Linked DNA regions of Homo sapiens: region 2 is linked to region 1. A link is a contact called in ENCODE Hi-C data. All regions are on one chromosome and are shown on one strand. Each heading gives the region's core, a stretch centred on a gene start or an enhancer-like site at or near the end of the contact. The rest is flanking DNA. Distances are from core to core; before and after follow the strand shown.

Region 1 (5,704 bases), core at 1,733-4,232:
TATATATTGTAGGAAAACATTTTTGCTAAAAAAAACTGTGTCCTTTTTAGAAAAGGTAAACAAGTTTTGTCTAATTCAAAATTTATTTAAATGTTATGTATACAACAGGGTAAAAGGAATCAGGAAATAAAAACAGAGATAAAGTTATAAAAATAGTTTTTTTTTGTCATAAGAAAGCTTAAAGAGAAATAATTTTTTTATGGTAAATTTAGTCCTAAAATAAAATGACTGGTTGTTTAAGAAGGAGGAATATTCAGGACAAAACAAAGTCCAAGCATGTCATGAACAGTCAGTGTTAAGTCTCAATAAGAGGATATATGTATTAAAAAAAACCTGAAACTTTAATATGATCAAGTTGTCATTATTAAGTTTTGGTTTGCTTAGGAAAAAAAACTGGGATAAAAATTTTTTAAATTAAGTTTATTACATCCACGTATCTTCCTGTATGTGCTTTTAAAGTGCTTGTGACACTGAATTACAGGGCTTTGACTCCTGGGTCTAAAAAGGACACCTAGTCCTGCTAAGTCTTAAACATTGACAGCAATTGAAGCCTCATCTACAGGCCCATAGAAGATGCCAGTCAAAATAAACTCATTCCTGAGACACAGAGTAAAAAATTAAAGCTGTTCAACTCCTCAAGGCCCAGAGACTATTGTGGAAGAGGTGGGTGCATGAGATTGTAAGAGCGAATTTTGAAAGATAAAATAAGTTCAATTTATCTATAAATTAATCATTAATATCAAAGGTACACTGATGCAAGACAAGCATTTGGGCCCCTGTGTCAGATTAACAAGGTTTTCTTGAAGCATTAACTGGCTCTTTAATAAAGGTTATAAAGGGTATAAAAGGCATACGAAGCTATATCTTATGATCAAGATTAAAATTTTATAGATTGTTTATAAAATTTTGAACAACAAATTTAATTAGATTCATGCTGTTTTTATTAGGGATTATTGTTTGGAAAATTAAGTCTCCTCTCTCAAAGAATAAAGGTTTTCACCTTTTTCCTGAAATCCTTGTTATCACTTTGGTTAAGTGAATGACTTATTTTATTTTTATTGAAATGGAGTCTTGCTCTGTTGCCCAGGCTGGAGTGCAGTGGTGCAATCTCAGCTTACCGCAACCTCCAACTTATGGGTTCAAGCAATTCTCCTGCCTCAACCTCCGAGTAGCTGGGACTACAGGTGTCCACCACCACACCAAGCTACTTTCTGTATTTTTGGTAGAGATGGGGTTTCGCCGTGTTGGCCAGGCTGGTCTTGAACTCCTGACCTTGGGTGATCTGCCCACTTCAGCCTCCCAAAGTGCTGGGATTACAGGCATGAGCTACCATGCCCAGCATGAATGACTTACAATGACCTGGGATCCTACTTTGTGATATCAAGTGTCTTAAACCTTTCATATTTGACAAACTTTCCAAAATCAAATGATAAATTATGTCTTTTTCTGACCTAATTAATCCTTTAAGATATTAGGTTCCCTAAAGTCCAAACAATGACATAATTTGGTTTATTTAGTACAAAAAGTATACAGGAAGCATTGTCAAATATGAAATGGTGTTGGGTTTTCTTTGGGCTGTATTTGTATAAATACGTTATTGGTATGTATTCCAAAATTTTGGGAAACTCCTATAATTCTGATATAACTTAGTGTACATTATCAGAAATAATCATAATTGTTATGTTAAAATTATTGTGTGCCATAGAGGTAACAAGTTTCCTTGTCAATTGTGTCTTTGACTATGGCTGTCCTAAAATTTTTTGTCATTCATGAACAATTGTCTTATTTTGGTCCTATTAAAATGATGGTTTTATAATCAGCTATAAAACTCTAACAGGTGCTCTTCAATGCAGGTTTCTGATAACTTTGGAGATTGTGACATCAGAATAGAGGAAAAGCTTTCAGGACTCATAGAGAGCTAAAATGTTCATGAGTATCAAGCAGAACAGGAATTACCTGTATGGACTGAACTAATCTTTTTGACTTTTTGCTTAAAATGTTTGCTGATCCTTTGTTTTGTTTTTCAGAGTCTTAAGACTTTTCTTTTAAACTATTGACAGCTTTTAACAATTTAGTATACTTTTAACAATTTGGTATACTCATTACAGAAAATAATGTTTTTAAATTGTTTTCCTTCTTTTTTTCAATTTTTTTTCTAATTTGGAATCACTGAAAACTAAGCTGTTTTTTCTTAAAGCCCTGTGAACTGAAACCAGATAACTTAAACTTCAGAAGAAAGTAACAGCAACATATTTACATACATAAGCCACTTTCATACCTGCCTACTGATGTATAGACTTCAGAGTAATGTGGCCTATATGAATTTTTCAGGATTGTTCTTTTGTTTGTTGTTGTTTTTCTCCCTTCCTCCCCCTATTTTCTCTTCACAGGACATGAGACTTCATAACATGCTGAAAAGGAGCTTTTGGGACCTGCCCATCTAGGAATAAACTGTCCTAGCCATAAGAAATCACATAAAACCTAAGATCAGAGATCCATTTTCTTCTAAACTGCTTTCTCCAAAAGATTTTAAAGACGAAAAGGGGGGAAATGTGAAAGGAAAATATCTTGGGCCCCTAAAATCCCTAAAAACTAGAAGGAAAATTCAAGCTGGAAACTGCTCAGTGCAAACCTACCTTTCATTGTATTCAAAGTCACCCCTCTGCTCACTGAGATAGATGCATATCTGATTGTCTCCTTTGGAAAGGCTTATCAGAAACTCAAAATAATGCAACCATTTGTCTCTCACCTACCTGTGACATGGAAGTCTTTTAAATGCTTGCTCCCGGTGCCATAAAGAAATAGCACTTGGACATAATTTAATTTATTTAGTAAGGCCATTTTTACTTCCTGTAGAAAAGGTACACTCACCAGCAGTTTTGCCATGAGAGTACACCGAACAAAGGAGACAGGGTCATTTATAACCTGACGCATCCACCCTACTGTTGTGTCTGGTTTCCATTGGCTGGAACAGGACCTCACATTCTGTATTTGTCCCGACTGGCTAGCACCTTAGAACTTTTTTAAAGAGGCAAAGGCAGAGGAGAACAAAGGAAGGAGGAAGTAACTTGTGGAATGCTGAGAAAGGTAAAAAAAACTTTTAAATAAGGAAGAGGAACAGGCTATGACCTAATGCTTGCTTGGACCAGTATAAGCATGCCAGGGCAAATATTTAGGAGCATAGGTCTTTGAATAAATTTTGCTTCTAAGAGAAGTTACTATTTATTCCTAGTTACATGGGGAGGAAAGTCTTTGAAGAGGAACCTCTACTTTTACTTTTTACAGAAGCCTTTGCCTTTCTGGATGGAACCAGTGTACTTCTTACACATATTGATTAATGTCTTACGTCTCCCTAAAATGTATAAAACCAAGCTGTGCCCTGACCACCTTGGGCACATGTCATCAGGACTTCCTGAGGCTGTGTCACAGGCGTGTGCCCTTAACTTTGGCAAATAAATTTCCTAAAATGAGATTTGTCTCGTCATTTTTCTCTATTGACGACTATACACCTGAATGTAGGGTCAGCTGAGAGAAAGGACAAGCCAGAGAGACCCAAGTTCAGTCAAGCCTTGATTAACCTGCCGGCTGCTCCATTACAGACAGAGGAGGCAGCCCTGAGCTTGCAAAATGAGGGGTTTATATGGGGGATAGAGACCCTGGGGTCGTTTGTTGGTTAACTTTGCCATATATCACCTTATGACGTTTATGGTAGCAGCTAGATGAAGGAACTTACAGGAGGGTGTAGGTAAAGTTTGTTTATGCTTCCCAGGACCTCCCACTGTGGGGTACGGATGGTTTGTAATTGGGGTTTGTTTATCGTAGCAAGGCCTGATAGGTAAAGTCTGCTGGCTTCACCACGGTGCCTAGATAAGGGCTTAAAAATGTAAAAAGCTTTCAGGGAGGGGTGGGCAGCACGGAGGGGTCTGGGGGGAATGTTGGCAGTACCAAGAGGCTTTTTGGGGTAGTTTGTCCCTAAAACTAAAAATAGTTAAAATCATAAAATTTATGTTATACAGTATATATTTTACCACACATAGACACATTTTTATGCAAGACCAAACACCTGACCCATGGATGACCATACCAAGAGGGAGTGTGGTCAGTACAGAGGCAGTCCTGGAGGTGGGCATCATCTGATCTAGAATAAAACAATGGCCAGGTGCGGTGGCTCACACCTGTAGTCCCAGCACTTTGGAAAGCTGAGGAGGGTGGATCGCTTGAGCCCAGGAGTTCAAGACCAGCCTGGGCAACACAGTGAGACCCCATCTCTACAAAAAATACAAAAATTAGCCGGGCTTGGTGGCATGCACCTGTCATCCCAGCTACTCAGGATGCTGAGGGGAGAATCACCTGAGCCCTGGAGGTGGAGGCTGCAGCAAGCCAAGATAGCACCACTGCACTCCAGCCTAGGTGACAGAGACTGTCTCAAAAAAAAAAAAAAAAATTAAAAAAAACCCTCAAAAACCAAACATTTCCCTCCCACTGTGTGAGGACAGTAAAAGCTGACTTTTCCGTGGATGCCCTATGTCTGCATAGGGCGCTATGCCCTACCCCTGCATGGGTGCACATTCATGATTTCATTTAATCTTCACAACAAGGTGGTGATGTGACTCTTACCCCTTTTAATGAAGGCAGCTGAGGCCCAGGAGGTTAAGCAAATAATGCATTTTTTTTTTAATTGAGTCAGAGTCTCGCTCTGTCACCCAGGCTGGAATGCAATGGCATGATCCTGGCTCACTGCAACCTCCAACGCCTGGGTTCAAGTGATTCTCATGCCTCAGCCTCCCAAGTAGTTGGGACTACAGGTGCACGCCACCATGCCTGGCTAATGTTTTTTTTTTTTGTATTTTTAGTAGATATGGGGATTCTCTATGTTGGCCAGGCTGGTCTCGAACTCCTGACCTCAGGTGATCTGCCCGCCTCAGCCTCCCAAAGTGCTGGGATTACAAGCGTGAGCCACTGTGCCCAGCCAAAGAATAGATTTTGAATGTAAACCCAGCTATCTGGCTGTAGAGGCAGAGTCTAGAGTCCCTGCTGGCCCAAGGGAGATCACCAGGGCGGCAGGCCCCTGTGCGGGAAAGCCCGAAGCTAGGGCCTGGGAGCCTCCTTTGCAGCCTCCACCCAAGTGTTTCCTCCTCACCCCTGGCGGTCCCTTCCCGCTCCAGTCAGCAGTTCCCAAACAGAATCACCCAGGGTTCCACCCTTGCAAAATATCTGCTTTCTTCTGCATCAAAACCCTTTCTTGTCAGTTGCAATTAGAAATGATTAGAGGAGCTAATTCCCATTAAATTGTCAATGACTCATCTATTCATCCATGCTTGCTTTTTGTTTTTTAGAAAGCTTCCAACCCAATATTTTTCTATTCTTCCTTTGAAGTATTCTTGCTCCGATTGAATCAAAGCAGGACCGGCACCACCTCCCTTTCCCTCCCTGGGGTTTCCCATTTCCCAGTCTCCCAGGAGGGTTCGGAGGCACTCTCCATCCTTTTATCAACTGGCGGTCACCGCCTTGCATTTTAATAATGGACAGTTCCCTAATGGAGAAAAGTGAATCTCTGGTGGAGGAATGACAATTTTGTTTTTCCTGTGGGGAGAGGCAGGAGGACACTGTCACTATGTGTGTCCTCTGCAAGGGGGACTGACAGCTCGCTCAGGGGAGGGCAACTACTGCGCACAGCTGCTTCCCCAGGACGTCGCAGCTCCAG
Region 2 (5,704 bases), core at 1,914-4,413, 140 kb after region 1:
GGATGGCAACTGAGGTTTGAGTTGAGCATGACAGGCTGGCGAATGAAAGACAGCAGCACCGTCACAAAAGAACAGTGTTGATGTGAAGCACTTAGGGGCTGGGTCGCGGGGACAGTTGGAGGTGCCTCCCTAAGACAGCGCCCTCTCTGCAAGGCTGGCTGCAGTCTTTTTCACCGGAGAGATGACCCCATAAAGCTGGTAAACCAGGATGGCATTAGTTTCCTCTCCAAATCCCTGAAAATGTCTGTGTTACCTTTCAAAATCATTAAAAAACATATCTATGTCAGGGAAGTCATGCTTTGAGGTTGGTTGTTGTAAAACATGCAATTATGTTCATTGTCTTGCTGTTATCGCTTACATCGGCTGACATTCTTTATTCAATTGCCTTAGCAACAATTTTTACAGAGCTTCTCTGAACTTGGAGTAACGAATCTGGAGCGAAATTTTCCTCATTATAATTATTCTACAATCTTTCCCTCCAAGTGGTTTTAAGTGGCTAGGGCTGAAGAAGAGAGCCCAGGCATGTACACAGCATGATGCTGAGCTCCTGCAGGAGAGAAGGGCAGCCTGTCTTTCCATCACACTACCCTTCCCCAGGAGGGAAGAGCGGGCTCTGCTCCTCCCCAAGGGCAGCTGGTTAATGAGGCCGGACGCTGGGCCCCGTGGAGCTCACTGCTGGTGCCCGCCCTGCTGTATTCACACAGCTACTGATCTCAGCCTCTCGAGCATCTTACATTTCACCCTGCCTCATATTTTTATTTACTCTTGTAACTTGATGATGATGCTTATTAATTATAAACGTCAAACTGACATCAGAAATCTCCCCAACCAAAATAAGGAGGACTGATTTCTAAGAGCAGCCACATTGGCCTCCAAGACATGGAAGGCAAATACTAGTGACAATCCCGTTGACAATTGTGAGAAGGTGACGCACTGCCCCACACTAGAGATGAGTCGGATGCCCTCCAACCCTCCAATGGGCGAGTGCTAAACTGGGGTCGGCCCACAACATGGAACACGGCTCAGCAAGGAAAAGGTGCACACAACCACTTGGATGGATCTCAAGGGAATGATGCCAGTTGGAAAAAGCCAGTCTCAAGAGGTTACATACTGTGTAATCCCATTTATATAATATTCTTGAAATGACGGAATTGAAGAGATAGAGAACAGATTCATGTTCACCAGGACGGGGTGCTGGAAATCGAGTTAGGCATGGGGTGTTGGAAATGGGTGCAGGTAGGGGATGTGGTTGGTTATAAGAGGCAGCCTTGCGGCGATGGAATGTTCTAGACTGTGACTGTGGTTGTGGATGTAAGAGTCTACACAGGCAAGAACATCGTGCAGAAGTAAGTGCACATGCTCAAGTGAGTACAAGTGCATGAGGCTGTTCTTGCATTGCTATAAAGAAATATCTGAGACTGGGTCATTTATAAAGCCAATTTCTAATTGGCTCACAGTTCTGCAGGCTGTATAAGCATGGCACCGACATCACTGGGCTTCTGGGGAGGCCTCAGGGAGCTTTCACTCAGGATGGAAGGTGAAACAGGAGCAGGCATATCACATGATGAAGGGAGGCGTGCACACCCGTGAGGGAGAGAGAGGAGATGCCTTCTACCTTCACACATAAACAACCAGATCTTGCAAGAATTCACTATCTCAAGGATAGCACCAAGGGGATGGCACTAAACCATTTGTGAGAAACCCACCCCACGATCCAGTCACCTCCCACCAGGCCCCACTCCAACACTGAGGATACCAATTCAACATGAGATTTGGCGGGGACAAATATCTAAACGACATCAGCAAGTACAACTGGAGAATCTGGATCAGATGGGGGCTTGTCTCGCTGTCAATACCCTGGTTGTAAGACTGGGCCATAATTTTGCACGACAGTCCCAGTAGGGGAGACTGGGTGGAGGGTACACAGATCTCTCCGTTGTCTTTCTTATGGCTGCATGGGACTCTCCTCTTATCTTCAGGAGAGTATCTGAGATGAAGTGGCGGCACTAACGCAGAGGCAGTGAGGCTGGCGCCGTTCGGGCCCGTGTATCCACACAGCGCTGTCGGAAAGCAGGTTGGCGGTATTTGTGCCCTTTGACTCACAGTCTCATTTCCAGGAATGGCTCTTAGGGACATAATGAAGATAAACATACTAATAAGAGCATTTATTAAGTGCCAGGCACCATTCTGGTGCTTTCCACGGACGATCTAATCTAATCTCCACTGCACCCCCGGATTTATACCCCAACCAATGCCCTGCGCTGCCCTGCTGCAAGCAAAGATGCACACTGAGCGTGTTCCTCTGGATTATTCACTGCAGAGAAATGGAATTAAGCTGAGTATCTCATAAACAATGAAGTGATTACATTTTAGTGAGCCTCCATGATGGAACTTTATAGAGGCATTAAAATCATGTTTTTGAAGACAATTTAATGCTATATTGGAAACCGCTGCTGATGTAATGCTGAGTGAAAATGATCAGGACACAAAATTATGTGAAAGAAAGCCAGACACACACTTACACGCACTTACACACTCCTAAACGCACACCTGTGTGAGAACGCCAGCAACTGTGGCACTTCGGTGTTAACAGCGGTTTTCTCTGGGTAGTGGGGGATGAGTTATTTTCTCCCTGATACTGTTCTGCATTTTTCAGAATTTCTGCACTGAATATGTAGGGTTTTTATAACCAATAAAAAAGTTCTCTAGCTCTGGAAGCTGAGCTTAGAAATTGATAACAGAACCAGCCTACGAGCATGCTGCACTGCGTTTACATAAAATTCTCATGGGAGAAAAAAGGTCTTTACCATTTTTATTTGGAAGAACACTCTTTGGCATTAAGCCAAGCAGCTGAGAAAATTAAACGCCAGTTAACCAGAGGACAGAAATCGGCATGTAAAGAGTGTGTGTCTGGGGGTAGGAGAGAGGCTGGTGGTAGGAGAGAGGAAGGTTCCTGGAGGAAATGGGGCAGTGGGAGGCAGCAGAGAGGACCTGGGGGAGGACGAACAGAATCCGGCATGGAGGACAAGGCGGGGCCCCTCCTGGGAAGGGAAGGGGAGAGGCCTCCCTGGTTCTGCACTGGCTACAGGCGCGTAGGCGGAGCCGTTTTACAAAGGCCAGGGGCTGGAGGGAGGGAGGGGAGGAGCAGCCCCCACCCTGTTCTTCCATCCTGAGAGTCACACGGAGTTCTGACAAGAAGCCTCATAGCCAGGCCTCACTCCCCAAGGGCCAGGACTCGGCAGAGTGTTAAAGAATTTCTCACGCCACTGTACCCCAGCCTGGGCCACAAATGGAGACCCTGTCTCAAAAAAAAAAAAAAAAAGAATGTCTAAAGCCTAAAGCTCCAGCACTTCCTACTGGCCCTCAGATCCATGCATCTCCTACACTGTGGAAGTGGATTTTCAGTGATGAGGAAGGGTGTCGTGTCTGGGGGCTCCAGGAGAGTCCAGTGAGCCTGGGCAGGGGTCCTGCTTGGGCCACTCAGACCACGCTAGCAGGGGGCCGGCCGGGACTTGCTCCTGGTCGCCTGTGTTACCTTGAGCAAGGTTTGGGGAGGGGGAATCTGTCAGCATGGATTCAGATTTCGTTTCTTCGTTTCTATATGTACATCTGCTCTAACTCTTTCAGACACTAATTGCAAAGCAACACACTCATTGTGTAATAACCTAAATATCGACACGTTCAAGGACGACGCATTCTCTTTGGGGTCAGGTCCACTCAGTGTCTGTGAGGCCGTTCATGGCCACTGCCGTGAGACCTGAATGTTTTGCAGATGTCCTGCAGGCCAGCGAGTCGCAGGGCAGCGTCGCCCAGGCATCCAGGCTGGCCCATGTCTGCAAAGCGGTGCAGGCAGGACCCTCCTCACACAGCGAGGAGGGCGGTTCTGGATTTGGGGGGCCACCGTGACAAACTGAAGCAAAGTGATGCAGACACTAATGTGAGCCTATAGCTGCCACCTCGAACCCCCAAATCCAAATGCGGAACTCACACAAGAACCCTCTTGTTCCCATTAATTCTCTCCTTGGTGCCACAAATGCAAATTTATGAAATAATGGAAACTATTATGATTTGCCCAACTGTTTATATATGCTTCATATGTTAGGACGGTATCACAATTCTGTGAGGAAAAGGGTTCAGTTGCTAAAATTGTGCAAAGGGCCGCACTAGACTCATAGACCATCAGGGTGGAGGAGGCTGTGGGCCTGGAAGTGAGAACAGTCAATCAGCGGACTGACCTCTGCTACCGAATGCTCCTAGCTGGCTCTGTTCCACCTGGGCAGGCCTGGGCTTGGCTGGGTCCGTGCCATTCGGCTGTCTCTTACCTCTAGGATCGCCCTGGTCAGTTGTTGATGTTGTACACTGCTCTAGGTGCAAGAAAGGCAGAGGAGTAGGAAGAGAGGAGGTGGAGATGTGAGTTCAGTTCCAGTCCCTCCTCCTACCAGCTTGACCCAGGGAAGATTTCTTAACTTTTCTGAGGCTCTGATTCTTCGGCTGCAAAGCGAGACAAATCCTACCTCGCCCACAGGAATGTTAGGAGGATTCGTCATGCAGATAGAGGGCCCGCTACACATTACTTACTCCGTTGAGTGGCAGCCGTGATTACAGGAGGGGACCCTTGAAACTCATGGATCCTCCTCCTCCTTTTTCCTTCAAAGGCTGTTTCGCAAGCAAGTAGCACCAAGGCACATGGCCTTAACTTCAACATGTCAGCATTTCTGGGTGTTTCAATAGAGTATGGGACAAAAGCCTGTCTTAACTCGGGGATGCCACCGCACAGCAGGCTCTGATTGCTCTCACTGACCTACGGAGCCCCGCATTGATTAGCAGCCACATCCAACTGTGTCCACAGTGCGACAGAAGCTGGAGGCCACATCAACACAAACACATATGCGTTAATAAGATCAACCGCGTCGGATGAACAAGAAACCAAACTCGACGGGTTAAATGATCCATTTGACCTCACTGTGGTTTAGGCCAGTTTTCTCTTTTTCTAAACACGGCAGGGCATCTGTCTTTGCAGGCAGGCCCCAGGTGGGTTCCTCCACACCCCAGCACTGAGCTGGACCTGCCCTTTGGCATGCGTTCAGGGGGTGCTGGTGCCCAAGCTTGCTCCTGTGTGAACCAGGGTGAGCAAATTCTGCGTTCTGTGGTTTTATGTTGTGTGACTAATGATGCCCATGCCACAACCACAACCACCAATGGGGACTGAGACCACACTCGGGCTAGAACCAGAGCCAAACGCCCTAAAAGCCCAGTGACTCTGGGTCCTGAAAAGGACCTCCTGAGTGCTGTGTCATCTTCATTCCCCCACAGACGAGGACAGACAAGAGAGAGAAGAGCCCGGCCTGGCCCTGCTCCAGGCCCTCAGCTCCAGGGGTGCGTGCTGCACCTAAGTCAGACCTTCAGCTGTGGTCTGAACGAAGGCGAGGTGGGCTCGTGGCCATAACGGGATGTGCAGCTCTGTTTGCCTTGTTCTCAAATTACTGATATTTCTGATTGCATACTCAGAATAAATATTGATTTAGGCTCCTCTAAAGGAAAATAAACCAATTCAAATTCCTTTTATTTTCTCTATCCTAGACTGTGAATCATTTTTAGAGCTTTTATAAGCTATTAAGCTTTTATATCAGCTTCCATAAGATTTTGCTAGGCTTTGTCTGCCCTCAAGACAAACAGGCACATCTCAGCCGGGCTTGGGGATCTC

Evidence for each region. Hi-C counts contacts between places; a loop is a spot of excess contacts on that map. Pooled maps may share reads with other maps.
Region 2: a loop to region 1 is called in a map of PC-3, with 2.3 times the contacts of the local background. The contact joins two enhancer-like sites. A Hi-C loop is called at or near these places in 6 of 168 maps with a recorded cell type or tissue (CD4-positive, alpha-beta T cell, CD4-positive, alpha-beta memory T cell, CD8-positive, alpha-beta T cell and 3 more), 1 of 37 single-sample maps with no recorded cell type and 11 of 50 pooled maps.

What each region holds. Positions count from the first base shown.
Region 1 is chr21:42,810,014-42,815,717 of GRCh38, reverse strand. No RefSeq gene overlaps it. Among named protein-coding and RNA genes, the nearest start is that of LINC01668, 33 kb to the right of the region's middle. Within about 2 kb of position 2,982, at least 3 of the 41 ENCODE cell types and tissues checked have a DNase peak (open chromatin) inside an H3K27ac peak, as active enhancers do.
Region 2 is chr21:42,671,935-42,677,638 of GRCh38, reverse strand. All of the region lies in intron 1 of PDE9A (phosphodiesterase 9A), which reads right to left. Among named protein-coding and RNA genes, the nearest start is that of PDE9A, 21 kb to the right of the region's middle. Within about 2 kb of position 3,163, at least 8 of the 41 ENCODE cell types and tissues checked have a DNase peak (open chromatin) inside an H3K27ac peak, as active enhancers do.